Linked DNA regions of Homo sapiens: region 2 is linked to region 1. Evidence: chromatin loops called from intact Hi-C (ENCODE). Cell type or tissue: GM12878. All regions are shown on one strand.

What was found. A loop is a pair of places that touch in the nucleus more often than their neighbours do. Peaks named below come from ENCODE experiments on the same cell type or tissue, not always from the same donor. Only the 100,000 strongest peaks of a DNase experiment are listed, where the experiment ranks them.
Region 2: it touches region 1 in a loop (4-fold over the local background); 103 of 110 quality-filtered maps call a loop at or near these places.

The regions. Positions count from the first base shown.
Region 1 is chr11:125,920,695-125,925,694 of GRCh38, forward strand. DDX25 (DEAD-box helicase 25) reads left to right here. Exons shown (of 12, transcript NM_013264.5): 11 at 497-685; 12 at 2,126-5,000. The coding sequence ends at 2,187. DDX25-AS1 (DDX25 antisense RNA 1) reads right to left here. Exons shown (of 4, transcript NR_199024.1): 4 at 2,725-4,841. Among named protein-coding and RNA genes, the nearest start is that of DDX25-AS1, 16 kb to the right of the region's middle. In GM12878, a CTCF peak has its summit at 2,525 (motif pointing right); a DNase peak (open chromatin) is centred at 2,507.
Region 2 is chr11:126,186,407-126,191,406 of GRCh38, forward strand. No RefSeq gene overlaps it. Among named protein-coding and RNA genes, the nearest start is that of RPUSD4, 23 kb to the right of the region's middle. RefSeq lists an enhancer at 1-237. In GM12878, a CTCF peak has its summit at 862; DNase peaks (open chromatin) are centred at 2,365 and 2,965; H3K4me3 peaks cover 1,320 bases; H3K27ac peaks cover 1,836 bases.

The sequences.
Region 1 (5,000 bases):
AGAGAGTGGTGAGAAACCAGTCTGGAAGTTGTTGTAACCACTGAGGCAAGGGCTCAAAAGACCTGACCAGGACAGTAGCCATGAAACGGAGCAGAGCCAGAGCCCCATGACGGGCAAGCGGGTGTGAGACTATGGGGCCTGCTGGGGACTTGGCACAGCAGGAGCAGAGAGGAGAGGGTGGCTCTGTGGGCTTGGTGAGGGCACCTCTCCACCACACACACACATACACACACACACACACACACACACACACACACACGCCTTGTGTATATTTACATTTCTGTAGCATTCTCTATGGACACGCTCATCTAGCATCATAGACATCACAGCATGCAAGCAAACTTCCTAACCAAAGTACCTGTCTCAATTACATAAGCCCTGGTTGGATTTCTAAATTTTCTCTATAAATAGGAATTCCCTTGGCAGACGTGGTACTTGAATGGCCCGTGTACTGAGGAAAGCATTGCAGGACCCTACAGTGTTTTTCCTCTTCTAGGGATTGATGTGAAGCAGGTCACAATTGTTGTGAACTTTGATCTCCCTGTAAAACAAGGAGAGGAGCCGGACTATGAGACCTACCTCCACCGCATAGGGCGGACGGGGCGCTTTGGGAAAAAAGGCCTTGCCTTCAACATGATTGAAGTAGATGAGCTGCCCTCGCTCATGAAAATCCAGGACCACTTTAGTAAGTAGCACCACCCTCACAATATGAACTACAGACCTGCCGGTCTGACAGTGATGATGTGTGCTGGAGAGCTGGAGTCCAGGGGCTCATGAGAGTAGTAGAAGCAGAATGCATGAGCTGGAAGGCTTCTAATTCACAGGACCAGGGTTCTAATATGAGACAGATGATTAAATAATGCTTATATGGTAATTAAAAATTATTTTGATCAAGCAGAATTAATATGAGCTCAGGCCGGGTGTGGCAGCTCACACCTGTAATCCCAGCACTTTGGGAGGCCGAGGTGGTCAGATCATGAGGTCAGGAAATCCAGACCATCCTGGCCAACATGGTAAAACCCCATCTCTACTAACAATACAAAAATTAGCTGGGCGTGGTGGCACATGCCTGTAGTCTCAGCTGCTGGAGAGGCTGAGGCAGGAGAATCGCTTGAACCCAGGAGGCGGAGGTTGCAGTGAGCTGAGGTCGCACAACTGCACTCCAGCCTGGCGAAAGAGTGAGACTGCGTCTCAAAAAAATAAAATTTGAGCTCAGATTTACATGTTATAACTCATTCTGGAGTCAGAATTTCACATCTTGTGAAGGCAGAGCAGATTACAGAAGCAGATTTTCGTATCTTATAAAGAAATTCCCTAAGCAAAGTAGTAACATCCTTTAAGATTCTCTTCAGTTCTCCTCTTTTACTTACGCTTTTTCCCTCCTCTTGCCCACCCTCCCAAACAGGAAAGTCCTAAATTCTGAAGTCCGCGACCTTTCCTCCAGCCCCCCATCTAAACAAGGCAGGCTCTGATGATGGCCTGCTGGAACTCTGGACTGGCAGATTTCTCTGATGGAAACTCAAAAGGTCCCATGGTTCAAATTGTCCTGTGCCCCAAAGCCCATGGATGTGGCTGGGGAGCAGGGGAGAAGGAACACCTTCCAGGACAGTGGTACTTAACCTTGTAGAAAGCAATAAGCGCTGTCCCCAGGGAAGTGCACACAGGCACACACATGCCATTTGGAATATAATTTTCACAGGTTGGCAGACTGAGTGTAGCACATCCACCGACCTTTCAGGGAAGTAGGTTAAGTGCCCCTGTGTTAGGCTAACTGGGGAGGACAGGGTGAGGAAGATGTGTTAAGGCCACTGTCGCTATGGTGAGCTTCTAAGGCCCTGGTCTCAGGAAGTGACTGCAGTAGAAGAGCCTCAGTCCCTCCCAGGCTCTCCTCACTTCCACTCTGGCCTTCTCTGCCCCAGCGTATCTAGATACATACATTCCATGGTCTGGTGCATTTGATGCTGTTTGAGTTAGTATTGGTCAGTGATTTTGGCACCCTTCCTTCCTTATGTTCCTATACCAAGGCTTTTTATACGAGGTATCACTGTCTTCAGAAATATGGATGGAATGAAGTTCCATTTAGACCCTGACATGAGACTAGTTCTGTTCTCTTTTGTTCTTTTAGACAGCAGTATTAAGCAACTCAACGCTGAAGACATGGATGAAATTGAAAAGATTGACTATTGAAGAAAGAACTTTATTGTTTGTGCAGTATCCTAGTTTATGTGAGAATGTCTCAGTGGGTTTTGAAGGTAATTTTTTTATGTTGAGGCTTTTTCGACGTGAAACTGTCACAGATGGCAAAATAAATGTCACGGTACTTAGTTTTAAGACATGAGGTCTTTTTGAAGCCAAATTGATGTGAAGCTTGTGATCCTTTTGAATAAAAAAAAGGCAAGATTATTTCTTATTCTAATCTTTGTACAGGTAATGTCTCAATGTGGGCTATGGGGGTGTTTTTGGATTTGGTTGATACAATCTGAGCAGATCGTGCCTCTTGGGAGCATCTTACTGTGTCACAAGAGGGCGGTAGAGCTTCGCTGATTTTGGAAGCGGAGCGAGTAGGAAAAAGCCCATGTCTTCAGACCTCACTCACAGGTGCCCTTTCCAGCCATTTATGCCTTTCCCCGCTCCCCGCCTTAAACTCCCCCATGCATGCACATGCATGTTCTTAAGTGAAAGTACAGATTAAAACTTTTAAAAAGTGAAACCATTTGAAAGAAAGAGTATTTTACTTCTTTAATGTTTCAAGGGACATACAGAATTTCAGAGTATTTTTCTATTTTGCTTCTCTTCAAATTAAAGATTTACTCCCTCATCAGTTATTTCATAGTCTCTAAAAGTGTGGCTGTATTATGGGCATTTCTTAAAAGCAGTCGGGAGGGTAAAAAAAAAACCCACATACCCTATTAAAGAAGTAACATTTTAGAGAGCAAAAGTTTTTTGCTTTTAAGAATTTAAAGGTATGTCAGAATCCTGGACATTTTCCCACAAGACCCATTGAGATACTTTTTAATTTTTCATATTTCCTACTCAAAAGTAAAGTGTAGTGAGCTTGAGAAGATGGGGTAAATGGAGAGTCCCCCAGAAAGCCGGAGCGGATCTTGTAACCAGAGCGCCGGTACCAGCTCTGTCACGGCACCAAACTGCACCAGTGGCTGCAGTGAGTGGCCCTGTCATCGGTGGCATGGTGGTTCCTGGCATATCTATTTTGATATCCCTCTTCCATGTCACCCTGCCCATGTTTTCTCCCGGAGAGCAGGGCTCAGAAATACATAAAAATCATCACGTGGCTGGGCACAGTGGCTCACACCTGTAATCCTAGCACTTTGGGAGGCCAAGGAGGGCGGATCACGAGGTCAGGAGTTAAGACCAGCCTTACCAACATGGTGAAACCCCTTCTCTACTAAAAATATAAAAATTAGCTGGGCGTGGTGGTACGCGTGCCTGTAATCCCAGCTACTCAGGAGGCTGAGGCAGGAGAATCACTTGAACCCAGGAGGCCGAGATTGCAGTGAGCCGAGATCGTGCCACTGCATTCCAGCCTGGGCGACAGAGTGAGACTCTATCTCAAAAAAAACGCGCTCCCCTCCCTCATTTAGCAACAGATATTTATTGTATACCCTTTATGCCAAACACCAGGGAAAAGGAGGTGAGTGAGATACAACAGCCATGTTGGAATTCAGAGCCTAATGGCAGAGACCTAGAATAAGCCAGCATGATAACAGACTGTGCTAAAGCAAGCGGGCCCAGATCACTAGTGTAGCACAGAGGAGGGACCCTAACACCATCTAGGCTGGCTCCCAGAGGAGAGGACACTCAGGATCTCCTACAGGAGAGCAGGATGTATTCAACTGTGCCTTCTCAGCATGGACTTTGTACCACCCAGCAACTTTCTAACCTGAGTCTACGAGAGGAAGTGTTCCAGACCCAGCTTACCATAATTACCTGGAGAGCCCGGGGAAAAAAATACAGATTTCCTTCCCCATGCAGATGAAAGCAGACTCTCCGAGGGCAGAGCCCAGAAATACCCACTTCCATAAGGGAGCCGCAAGTGCAGGTAGAGCAGTGGTAACGAAGATGGCCGTCCCAGCGGGAGACCCTCAGGCAGAGAGGCCCTTGGGGACAGAACTTGTAACACATGGAACTCCTGCTGCTCGGTGTCCATCCTGGTTCTCCTTATCCTACATCTGCCCTTCTCTCTGGACTGGAAGCTGGTGATCACTCTTGTCCACTCAATACCCCTAACACAGTGCCCAGTGCATTCTAAGTGCCCAAGGAACCTTTGTCTTTGTTGAGTAAATTTTTTTTTCTTTTGCCACTTCCTCATTCACTAATAATTTTTTTTTAGGTTTTCCATCCTAGTTTTGAACCCCAATTACATGGCACAGGATGAATGAGCATGAGAAGTGTATCCAGATACTTTGTTCTCTTACTATTCGAGAATCGAGTTGGACCTTCCACCGTGCTCAGCTCCGCCTTGGGGTGTCCTAAATAAAACTTTACCACTTTCCTTTACAGTTCAAATCTCTGGTAAGATCTCCGCCAGTTACCCTCACAAATGTCCTCAGTAATTTTTGTTTGGCAGCTGTTCCCACAGGTCTGCATGAACCAGGTATTTTTCTGCGTTCCCTTTTGCCCCCTCCTCACGTCCCTTTGTCTCACCACCTAGGAGGCAGCAAAGCCATCCTGTGTCACAGCTGCATTAACACGAACTGGCTAGTTTGGTGAGTCAACAATCCAAAGGCTGTTTTTTGCAGGGTGCAGCTCCTGTCAGAGCTGTAAGCAATTTTCCCGTCTTCCTGCATGGCCTGGCCAAGGTCATCTCTCTCAGTGCCTGCCTGAGGACAGAGTAGATAGAGAGGCAAGGAAACACCAGGTGATTTCAGTGCAACTGTGAGCTGGGTTCATCAGCTGTATGTTTCTTGGCACCAAATACTAAACCAAATCCGTTAAGTTTATCTTGGCCAGCTTAATACTGTTAGCATATTGAAATTCAT
Region 2 (5,000 bases), 270 kb after region 1:
AGGCCTCGAGTGGAAGGGGCGCGCCTGCACATCTGAAGCCTGGGGAGAAGCAGGCCTGGTGACTCGGTGCGTGTCCAGCAAGGGAAGGGAGCCAGGCGAGGCCAGGGAGTGGACAGCTGGACGCCTGCTGGACCTCCCCCAAGGAAGGCTTCCGGGCTCCGGCTGAGGGATCATGAAGTGCTGAGGTGCCTTAAGCCCAGGGGCCCATGACTGGAGTCGCCCCTACCATTTCATTTTAGTCTTCACGCCAGTTTATGAGCTACTGAAGGGTCCCAACTTTGTCACCTTAGGATCATTCCCCAGGGTCCCACGTACACCCCACTCCCCTGCAACAGGAGAGGCCTGCCTCGCCCCTCTTGGACTCAGCGCAGCGCTGGTGCCCATCTCTGAGTGGTGGAGGCTCCAGCATTTCTATACAGCAGGGGCCTGGGGAGGCTGCAAGGGAGGTATAGAGGGGACCGGTCATCAAACATTTGCAGAGCAGGCTCAGTTTGTTTGTTTGAGAGAGGAGCTGGTGGAGACCGTCCGAGGCTGAAGTCCACTACGGCCCCACAGAGCCCCAGCTGCAGGAAGCCAGAGAAAAGAGCGCCATTCCTGCCTCCGTCTCTGTGAAGGGCGTCCCGGGCTGGGACTGGGTGAGGTGAAGGAGGTTCCTCACTTCCCTGACCAAGGCCCTGCCCGTAGCTCTCACCACCCTCTCCTCGCCTCTGCCCATCCCTCCTTGCCCTCCCACACAGGTCTTGTGGGGGCTCAGGCACCCTCATCAGCACCCCTGCATCATGGGGCCGCTGCTGGGCCTCCCCTAAGAGGGGCTCTCCCCAGTGAAAAGGAGGCTGAAGAGAGGATGGCGCCGAAGCTGCCACCCAGAGGAGAGAAGGGACATTAACACAGAAGGAGAGACTGGAGAGAGAAAATAAGAGACAGAAAATGAGAGGCAGGGAGCGAGGCAGGTGCGAGGGGACGAGAGTGCAATCTTAACAGAAGGGGAAGGCACTAACCAGGGACCACATGCTGGGGCACAGAGGGATGAATATGTATAAACACTGAGAGTCAGACAGGGACAGAGACTGTGCCAGGGACCACAACAGAGGCCGGCAGATGATGGGCGGCCTGTCATCTTTTGGAGCCAGGCCCTGTTAGGAGAATTCTTGGCCTCAGTTGATGCTGGGGGCAGGATGGAGTGTGCCTTCCCCTCCAATTTTTCCAGCTGGAACCCTACATGCAGCTCCAAGCTTTCCCCATCCTTTCTGAGGTTCCGGCTGCAAAGACTCCCAGGACAGGCCAGCCGGGTCGCTGGGCCTGAGAGTGGCCCACCCAGGGCCCACCTTGGGCAGGTGGGGGAGACCGTGGGCTTCCAGGAACAAGGAGCCCCCAACAAGTACAAGAAGGACCCTAAGGGCTGGGTAGGGTGGCAGGGTGGCTCACACTTGTAATCCCAGCACTTTGGGAGGCTGAGGTGGGCAGATCACGAGGTCAGGAGATTGAGACCATCCTGACCAACATGGTGAAACCCCGTCTCCACTAAAAATACAAAAATTAGTCAGGCGTGGTGGTACGCACCTGTAGTCCCAGCTACTCGGGAGGCTGAGGCAGGAGAATTGCTTGAACCCGGGAGGTGGAGACTGCAGTGAGCTGAGATCACATCACTGCACCCCAGCCTGGTGACAGAGCGAGACTCCATCTCAAGAAAAAAAAAAAAGAAGGACCCTAAGACCCACCAGCCAAACAGATCCTCCCACACTCCTTCCAGGTCTGCACCGGACACAGCTGGGCTAAGTGGTGACCTGAGACCCAGGGAGAGCTGAAGCCGGGGAGTTTCTGGGTGTCTTGATGTTGAGGGGTAACTTGTCTGCTGCTTGGAGGGCTCCTTTAGTCACCGGCTGAGAGGATTATCAGGACGGCGCAGGCCTCCAGGTGTGCCACGGCCCTGACTCCGCAACAGCTCTGTGCTACCTACCTCCCCCTCCCTGGGCTTTCTGACCTCTGCCGTCTCGTGCTCCCCTCCCCTATGGGTCAGGATCCAAGCTCCCCAAGTTTGCTACTTCTCCAGCCATGTCGCTCCCTGCCACAAGCTCTACACTGCAGTAACACACCACACTGCTTGCAGACACATCTAGAAACCACAGCACTCCTTCCTCTGGAATGCCCCTCCCTTCTCTCCTCCTGAAAGCTCTCAGGTCCCCAGGAAGGCCCCCTCCCCACCCAGGCTGCATCGGCATTTTGCTAGTGATCTCCGGATGCCTGGGTGCCTCTCCTGCAATCTCTCTGAAACATGTCAGGTGCTCCAGGACAGGGCTACAGCTGCATCTCGACACCCACTACGGCCAACACACAGCCCGGGCCCCTAGGTGATGGGTGGACAAATGAGATGCGGTCAGGATTATAAGCCACACCTCGCCTGACTGGTTCTCCACTTCCTTTTTGTCTTTCCACCTAGATGGCAGGTGCACTGTGTGCAGAAACTGTATCTTCTGCTTCCTTGCCCTCTCCCTAGTTTCAGACAATGTTGTGCACGACAGACACTTGCTGACAGGAAGAGGGGTCAGAGTCTTGCGTGTTCCAAGGGATCCACCTGAATTCTTCAAGGACCCTGCGTTCCGGGCACCAGGGACAAAGCCAGGTCCATGTGTGGTTTCTCTCTTTTCTAGGGCCTGCAAGTTGGAGAGATGCCCTCCCCTCCCCCATAGAATCCCAAACCCTGGTCTGGGGCTCATTCAGGTGGATTTCGGGACAGGCCAGAGGGAAGGGACAGCAACGGAGAGCTGGGGACGGGGGCGCTTTTCCTCGGAAAATAATGAGGCAATTAGAGGAGGCCGAGAGCAGTTCCAGATGTGGCGGCTGACTGCTGAGATAGTGACGTGTACTTCTAACATGTCAGCACGCTGGGGACTGAGGCTGTCTGCAGCTGCTCCAGCTGTCACCTGGCCCCACTGTGCTGCTGCGGTTACCTGGCCTAATGGTTTTGGAATGAGCTGGGCTGGGGCCCACGGCCTAGAACCCTGGTCCCCAAAACTTCTTGCCAGAAAGAAACTCAACCTCAGTAAAAGCCCCATCTGCTGAGGGCCGTCAAGACATTCACCGTCACCTGCCTCGCCTTGAAGTTCGATCCCCTCCAGGACAAGCTTTCAGGGGAAGCTCGGAGCCTGGCCCCGAGCAAGCGCTGGGGACAGAACACAGTGTGGTTGGATGTGGCCCTAGGCCCAGAGTTGCCTAAAGTCCAGGCATGGGAGACAGGACAGGGACAAAGCCCCTCCGACAGGAAGCAGCCAGTGGCTGGCACTGATCAGGTGCACACAAAGGTGTCTGTGTTCCTGTCTGGCCCCTCCCCAGCAGGCCCTGGACCCTGCCCTCTCCATCCCATCTTTCCCAGGCGTCCTGAGCTGCCTGGCCTTTTGAGCGATTACTGGCACAGGATACCAGCACTGACAGCTCTTGTCACAGTCCCCCAGGCCTCATTCATGCTGGAGAGGCGAGGACAGCTTAATTCCCAAACTCAGACACAGGATTGCCTGCCAGATAGGGCATGGGGCTGCCACTGACCCCCACCCCTCCCTCCCTAGGAGGTGGGCACCTGGGAACAAAGCCTCTGGTGTCCCCTCTGCTCTCCTCCCTCCTCTGACCTCCCCTTCCCCTCTTTCTGCATCAAACAGCAGGTGCTGATGGCAGCTAAATTGTCCAGGGATGAGTGATGCTGGGTGCTTAGGAGGATGAGAAGGAAAGAGCTTTGGACATGACAACCTCAACCCTTCCCCACTCCAGCCCCCATTTGGGGACAGGGAAAAGAATTGATGTCAGATGTAGGGGGTTCCCTTAGCCCCAGTATTCTGAGCTTCTGGCCCCCACACCAGGAACCAAGGAGCACTGGCTTCATGCCAACACCTTCAAACCACCCCACACTCCGTGTGGAACCCGAGGCCCTTCAGGAGCTGTCAGACAGCCCCAGGGAGCTGCTGGCCATGCTGTGTTCTCCTGGCATCTTCCCACTCCCAGGCCAGCCACCTTGGCTGGGGGTATCTGCCATGACCTTCACTCCCTGAGCCCTTGGTCTTCACATCCATGGTGGACAATCCCAGATGGGGGTTCCCCAAGTCCCGCCCAGTTTGGGAAACAACTGTGCCCCCTCCCATTTCCAAGGCCATCTCCTAAGCTAGCCTGGGGGCTCCTCACATGTGCTCCTGAGGTTCTAACAACCACTTGGGCATGGCCTGCCCTCTCCGGAGTCAAAGCCACTAATTCAGCTTGGAATGCCCTTCTCCATATGCAGTGTGGAGGAACTGACCCCCTTTTTCTGCTTTTCCTTTCCTAGTTCTCCCCCAAACTGCAGTCAGAATAGCAGAGTTAGGGCTGTTCTTCATTCCCATTAGGACTCTAGAAAAACAGACTAATGGCCCCAAAGAGCGTAACCGCATGACCCTCCTCCTCTAGAGAAAGTGCTAGAAATCTAATCGGGCAGCAACATAGTACCGTGGGTAAGTCCGTGCGTCCAGGCCTGTTTCCTGGCTTTCCAGGTGCATGCCCTCAGGCAGTCTGCCCAAGCTGATTTCCTCATCTCTGAAATATCTCCTTCGTGGAAGCACTGCGGGATTCAATGAGCTCACACGGCACAGCCCCAGCACCGTGCCTGGCTCGCGGCAAGTGTCCGATAGAAGCCAGCCTCTGCTGCTGTGACCACCTTCCCCAGCAGTGGCTGGTGTGTGCTATGGGCTGACTGTCTCTCCCAAATTCCTGTGTTGAAGACTCAACCCCAGTACCTCAGAATGTGACGACCCTTGGAGATAAGCCTTTAAGGGGGTGAGTCCATTGAAATGGAGCCTCGAGGACGTGCCCTCACCCACTCTGACCAGTGTCCCTGTAAGAAGAGGCAATCAGATCACAGGCCCACACCGAGGAGAAGCTGTGTGAGCGCACACAGAGAAGGCAGCCATCAGCAACAGAGAGGCCTCCAGAGAAACCAAGCCTGCCAACACCTGGATCTTGGACTTCCAGCCTCCAGAACCATG